Regions from separate parts of the Homo sapiens genome. Here region 2 is linked to region 1. A link is a contact called in ENCODE Hi-C or POLR2A ChIA-PET data. All regions are on one chromosome and are shown on one strand. The core of a region is the stretch at or near the end of the contact, and the rest is flanking DNA. Distances in the headings are between cores, read along the strand shown. Region 1 overlaps FOXP1 (forkhead box P1). Region 2 overlaps FOXP1 (forkhead box P1).

The links. Hi-C counts contacts between places; a loop is a spot of excess contacts on that map. ChIA-PET counts read pairs that join two places held with the same protein, here RNA polymerase II (POLR2A). Pooled maps may share reads with other maps.
Region 2: a map of endothelial cell of umbilical vein shows a loop between it and region 1 (4-fold over the local background). The contact joins two enhancer-like sites. A Hi-C loop is called at or near these places in 2 of 168 maps with a recorded cell type or tissue (B cell and endothelial cell of umbilical vein) and 4 of 50 pooled maps. POLR2A ChIA-PET finds 5 or more read pairs at or near these places in 7 of 52 experiments (AG04449, AG04450, H1 and 4 more).

The regions. Positions count from the first base shown.
Region 1 is chr3:71,225,602-71,228,933 of GRCh38, forward strand. All of the region lies in intron 5 of FOXP1 (forkhead box P1), which reads right to left. Among named protein-coding and RNA genes, the nearest start is that of FOXP1-AS1, 62 kb to the right of the region's middle. RefSeq lists enhancers at 866-1,366, 2,560-3,332. Within about 2 kb of position 1,355, at least 19 of the 41 ENCODE cell types and tissues checked have a DNase peak (open chromatin) inside an H3K27ac peak, as active enhancers do.
Region 2 is chr3:71,108,211-71,111,553 of GRCh38, forward strand. All of the region lies in intron 7 of FOXP1 (forkhead box P1), which reads right to left. Among named protein-coding and RNA genes, the nearest start is that of FOXP1-AS1, 180 kb to the right of the region's middle. Within about 2 kb of position 1,446, at least 4 of the 41 ENCODE cell types and tissues checked have a DNase peak (open chromatin) inside an H3K27ac peak, as active enhancers do.

The DNA of each region.
Region 1 (3,332 bases), core at 105-2,604:
TATTTTGAAGGTATTTTGTCTGTCTGTTAAACACTCCTGTTACTGTAAAGATGTTTTTCCTTGCCAGAAATAGCTAGCGATTTTTCTCATCTCATTTCTAGTTCTCTGCCCACTTGCTTTCCCCTCCCTAGGTTTTGGGAGTTCTCCCTCAAATACTAATGGTGGAGGAAACAAATCTTTTGAACAGTGGAGACATGAACAGAAACCCAATCACATCTATGGAAAGGAGCTGGATATGAGGACATATTAGTGCAGAGGAAGAACGGGTGCAGCAAAGAGAGACTGGGCACGGGGGCCCAAGACGGACTGAGAAAAATCATGTCTTCAGATATTTAGGCAACACTGAGTTTCAGAGGGCTTACCAAAAAAAACTTTCACTTTCTAGAAACAAATGGTAGCTTTGCAAGCTGAGTGATGCCAAGTTTTAAACAGCCTGGTTCAGATTCAGGAGAGACAGGGGCAGAGAAAAAACTTCTGAGACACTACTTCTATTTTTACAGTCACTTTGCTTAGACATCAAGGGCATGGGCACTTTTTTGGCAGCCTGTGCTGCTGGACGCCTCTGAGGAAAAGAAGTTGAAATTACATCAATTGAATCTTCCCATTTCCTAGAGCTAACTCAAGTCCCTCTGGTTAGGAACTGGTGTGTCTTGCTTTGGCTCTTGAGGTCTGAAATGGTAACAATCTTGGGCTCTTTCTTGCAGGGGAGGCTGGGATTCTTCAAAGTACAGATCCTTGTTCTAAGCCTAGATGGATGAGGCTGACATCAGAGCATTGCCTTTTCAGTTTGGGCTACTTGCCTCAGGCCCAGATGTGACTCCTGCCAGCCTCACTGCTCAACTCCACCCGGCAGCCATCCTGAAAATGCCCGTCACCTATGCAAGAGCCTCTTCCAGGCACAAGTGATGGCAGGGTCTACTCTGGGGGTCCCTATTGCTTCCCGGGGTTCTCTCTCTCTCTCTCTCTCTCCTGTCTCTCTCCCTCTCACTCCCTCCCTACCCCCTTCTGCATCTCATTCTGGCTCAATCTCTTTCACTCTGTCTCACCCTGTCACACAGTCTCTTTCCCTTTCAGTTTGCCATCTTCCTCTTAGTATCCCTTTCTCTCTGCTTGTCATTTTCCTCTCGCAGTCTTGCTCTCCACCTCCATCTCACATCCTGTCTCGCTGAGTCTCTCTTTTGCTCACTCCCCGCACGCACTACCTTGCTCGTTCTCAGGCTCCCTGCAAGGGCACTAAGTGCGCTGTTCACCGGCCAAGAAGAGGGATCCTGTACAGTCACACTGGTCAGACTGGGGTAAGAGCCAAAGCACGCAGGATGTCAGACGGCAGCTGACAGTCCCCTCTGATGACAGGGCAGAGCGCACAGGACGACTCTGGTTTGGCTGTGGGTGGGGAGAGTCATTTTGGTCTTCGTGGTAATGGCGGTGCCGGGCCTCCTGGACCACATGAGAAGGCTGGTGCGGTTCTAGCGATGCAGTGGTTCTCACACTCTTAGTCATCCTTCCACTGACACACAGTGGCTCAGAGCCCACTGCAGTCCCCTGCTCTTGTCTAAGTCTGCCTTTACAGCCCCACAGGCACGCGACCATGGTGACATCGGGCAGCTTTTATGATCCTCATGTCTCCTCGGATCCCCTTCCCACACAACTCTAAGATTCGGAACACAAATAGCGTTTACGTGAAGACCACGACCACAGGGCATCAAAAATTACCGTGTCTTCCTATTGGAAGCAACAGAGCCCTCTGATATAATGAGTCTGTAAACATACACTTGTCAAAACAAATTGAAAACACTCTCCCGCCAAAGAAACCCCCCAGAAAACTATTAGTCAATTTGAAATTATTCTAAGGTCCAGCTTAGTCTAGAGCTTATCTAACGGTCTATTGAGTTCTCAGTAAGTCATGTGAAAGGAAGTCCTATGATAACATTTCCTGAGACTTCTAGACATTTGATTAAGGAGTTATAAATCTTACAGTCTGACTTGTCACAAGCAGAGTGAGATTACACCCAGGGCTGTCAAGATTAAGTAAACTTGTCTTGTTCTCTTACAGGTCTTTCTCAGCCTTATACCATAGATTAAAGATTTGTTTTGAGATTAAAAAATGGTTACCATCATGCTCAATGTTTTTAAAAAAAAAAAAAAACAGTCAAAGGAGTATAAAGTGACAATTTTCAATCTTCACATCCTGAAACGTATTTACCTGCTATTCATCGGCAAGATTTTAATAAGCAGTAAGTAAAGAGGAAGGAGGAGTGCCTTCTGGGCTAGTCCAAAACTGTTGCCAGATTAATTCATTACAGCTAAAATGAATAACTATATTAAATCGAAGAATGTGTATGACTATGCAGCTCCCGATCTTCCAGTAACCAATTCCAAGAATGTGGTGGAATCAAATCAATATCATGGTGGGGCGGGTGGGGGGCGGGGGAGGTGTCCAGAAACCTCTTTGCAGAAGCCCCTGTCAAATTATATTGCTAATTTTGAATTGACACATTATTCTAGGAATGACCAGCAGTTACCATCAGCAAACCTGTGGAGACTGAGGTTTGAATCCAACACATCACGGAAAGAGAGGATATTTAGGGAGTTCTAGGTCACTGGGATGCTTCCTCAGTTTAGTGACAAGAGATTTGGTACCTAAGTGGAGAACTTACTGTTTTCAATTCTCTATACGCACCGAAATTATTGGGTTAAATAAAGACATGACAAGCCATAAATCAACCTGCTTTTTTTTTTTTCCTGTGGAGTTTTTACTCAGGTGTACTCTAAATGTGCATTAAACTGCAGCTCCATTAAGCAGTTACAATGAAGGTAAAGGGCACAAGGCTAAACACCACAGGACCTTGTATGGATCTCATAGCTTTAATGGAATCAGGTTTTTAACAACTCTTTTTTCGTTAAATACAGTCAGTGTCAGGAAGATGCGTCCCACTCATAAAGCAGCGCAATGACAATGTACAGTGGCACTAACACAAGGACATAGTTCATCATGACATTTCCAGCAATTCCCAACTGATTAGGGTCATTATGTTGGAGGTCTGATTTATGTTGTCATTTCCTCTCACCGATCCTGCATCAATGAATCTTAATGAATTGGTAAATAAGGGTGAAGATTACACTCTATGACACTGAAACATTCCTCATTCTCAACACCCGAGATTTATGTAGCCAATTAGTGACTAACAGAGAAAATTGGCTGGCAGAAAAATAATATTCTTTATGGTACAAAATGGAAAAAGCTTTCTCGTTGAAGGGCAATGCCACAGCAAAAGTCCATAAAGTAGCTTGATATGTGGAAACACAAAAGATGTTTAAAATGTGCTCTAAGA
Region 2 (3,343 bases), core at 196-2,695, 120 kb before region 1:
CTTAGGAGAAAATGTGTCATTTGATTTCCTTCCAGTTTATGTACTCGTGCCAACAACTAAAATGCTTAAAGAACCAAGATGAATTACTACCCAGAAACGGTGGTCAAAGTTCCAAAATTTGATCAATAAAATTGCTCATCGACTCACAAATTAATCTTCAGCCAGTAAAGTTACGCATTTTCGAGGTTATGAGTACACCTGCACTGTTAAGCATTTATTTCACTTGTTTAAGCAATCTTCAGAAGTATATAAATATTTATAGAAGAAAGCCTATGCTGGGCACAGTGGCTCATGCCTGTAATCCTAACACTTTGGGAGGTCGAGGCAGGTGGATCACCTGAGGTCAGGAATTCAAGACCAGCCTGGTCAACATGGTGAAACCAAGTCTCTACTAAAATTACAAAAATTATCTGGGCGTGGTGGTGCATGCCTGTAGTCCCAACTACTTGGGAGGCTAAGCAGGAGAATCGCTTGAACCTGGAAGACGGAGGTTGCAGTGAGCCGAGATCGCTCCACTGCACTCCAGCCTGGATGAAAGAGCAAGACTCCATCTCAAAAAAAAAGAGCCTACTATTTTTACTCATCTGTAATTTTCGTTTTGCAGCAAAATCTTGTTAATTTGTTTACAACTCATAAGCCTCCTGAAGGCAGGGTGTGTATCTTCAACAGTTCTGTATCCCATGAACACCAGCACCATGCCCAGCCTGCTTTGGAAATGTTCACCAACTTGCACTTAATTAATTCAGATCATTCTGATTCTGAATTTATGATGGGGCCAATTTTCAATTTTCATTTGTATCATTCATAAAAAAATTTGCGAAGCAAATGAACAGACTAAGTAAAAAGATAATTTTGGTTACTAAGTAGAATATTTCTCAAGAACTTCAGAAGCAATATCTATACCCGATTAATGCCTTCATTAATAAACCACATCACCCAAGAATGTGACCAGCTCAGATTTGGTTCAGTATGTGGATCTGCAAAGAGTGCCATTTCTCTCTTATTTACTCTCATCTCCCTGAAATTAGACCAAATTGGTGATGTTTGACTATATTTTATGATCTCTATCGAGTAACCACTTATAGCCTCCTCTAACTTTCCATTTTCTTTTGTTTGTATCATCAGCCTGTGAAACCAGAGAGCGCTGCCAAACATAAAGCAGGGAAGTGTGAGATATGCTTAAAATATGAGTCACAGTATATTTGGGGATTTGGGGGTTTTTTTTTTTCCCTCAAGCTATCAGCAGATCAAATCCTTCTTCCCTGTCAAGCCTTCCTCTATGCAGAAGATCTGAAATTTGCTAAAATCGGTCTCTCAGTGTAGTTATGAAGGGTGAGAAGATCAGAGATGAGCACTGTTAAGATTTGCTGTAGGATTTCCCTTTCATTTCAGAGCCACTCCGGCGGAGACGCCTCAGCAAGGATGCAGTATGGCAAGATATATTTAAATATGAAGGTTATTCCTTCTGTGAATCACCAGTCTATATGCATATTTTTATAATGAGGTAATATACCATGTGACCTAGGATAGTAATTTCTCCTCTGTTTGTGGAAGGCCAGCCAACCTAATAAAGCTTACTGAATGTGCATGACCCTATCAGGCAGCTGAGGGGTCCTTCAGCAATCGTCTGTGATACACACACACACACACCAGTCCACCAACCTTTTAGATTTATTTCCCCCGGCCAAATCTTAAAGCTGGTCTAAATTCTCTGCTTGTCAATTCCTCTACTTGGGGGGTAGGGGAAAAACTCAAGACATCTTCTTTACCAAAACCAGCGTTCAAGATTACCCCTTCTCCCCCTACTTTTTATACAGACTGAAGTGCTCAGCAGAATGTGTGAGGTTGGTTTTGACACTGTCCTTGCCAAGAAAAACGGAGCCCTCTATATCATCCACTTCTGCATGGTGGCTAAAAACCCTGTAACAGGCAAGAAGAAAAAGAGCCCTCAAAAGGAAATCCCCTGAAACTTTACTTCTTATATTTAGCCCTCAAGGAACTTCGTTCATCTTGGAAAAGAAGTTACCTAAAAATGCCATATGTTTTTAAAAAGCAAGTATGAGGGAAAATAATTCTACCATAAAAAAAATCACAAATGATATTCAATACTGAAGAGCAGTGTGATCAGACAGATTGTGTATGTGTGTGTTTTTTTATTATCTCTAACCAAAGCTCTACTATGTGTAAGATTTCCCCCCCAATAATATATTTTCATTTTCCCAATGCACTTGAGGCCTGATGAATTCAAGAGGACTCGGGGTATTTTTAAGGCTGTAAGAGCTCCAAGAGGGAGGCAAAAAGAATGGACCATCATTTGAATCACTGAGTGACAGGCTGGGCTAGCTCCCTGTATACATTAATAAATTAGAATTTTAATTGTGTCTCTGTCCACAGGAGATGCCCCAGTACTTTAATATGTACCAACAATTGGCTATGTTATGGAATCTGCAATGTGGCCTCCGCTGCTGACCTCTGAAACACAATTCCCAGTCTGACTACGGAAACTGTTCAGTTTGATCCTTTCAACTTATTTGAATCCTGACAAATAAGCTCACAGCTGAAAGGTCAACATAGTCGTATTTCATCCTCCAGAGCTGTTCTTAAGACATCTGCACAACAAAGCACTTCTTATAGCACCTGACATGGGCCCTCAATGGCACTGTACCTCATTAAAAATGTCCCCTGCATGCGCACGCATTCCAAGGCACATGGTCTGGTGATGGTTTACCAAATAAGTGTTTACAGAAGGGTTAGTAAACAAGGCAGATTGTCAACTTTTCCAATAAAGCGTCACTATAGTGCTGAACTCTCTCTGGAAAGTGACAGTTTCCCAAGTACATGTAGAAGAACTAGAACTTGTTGGTCAAGGTCAGTTTGATCTTTGGGGATAATCTGGGAACAGGCTGTGGTTCACCCTGACCTGTGAAAAGTAAACACAAGCTAGAATTTAGGTTGACCTCATTATCCAATTAATTGGCACCAAGTTATATACCTATCAGCTACCGCTTATAGATTCTGTCCCCTCCTGTGACAAGGATGCCCACCTTCAGCTATGAAAGTAGTCTGAACCACTTAGGACCCGGGTGCCAAGTGCCCTCTCTTAAACGTGAGCATGAAGACCCTGATTCAAGTCTCTTTGAAACTTCTATTACAATTTTCTACTTTGAGTCAAAAACCCAAATTAGATTTTTTTTGTTGTTTTTTGAGATGGAGTTTCACTCTTGTCGCCCAGGCTGGAGCACAGTGGTGCGAGCTTGGCTCACTGCAACCTCCACCTCCCGGGTTCAAGCGATTCTCCTGCCTCAGCCTCCCTAGTAGCTGGGATTACAGGCACCCGCCACCA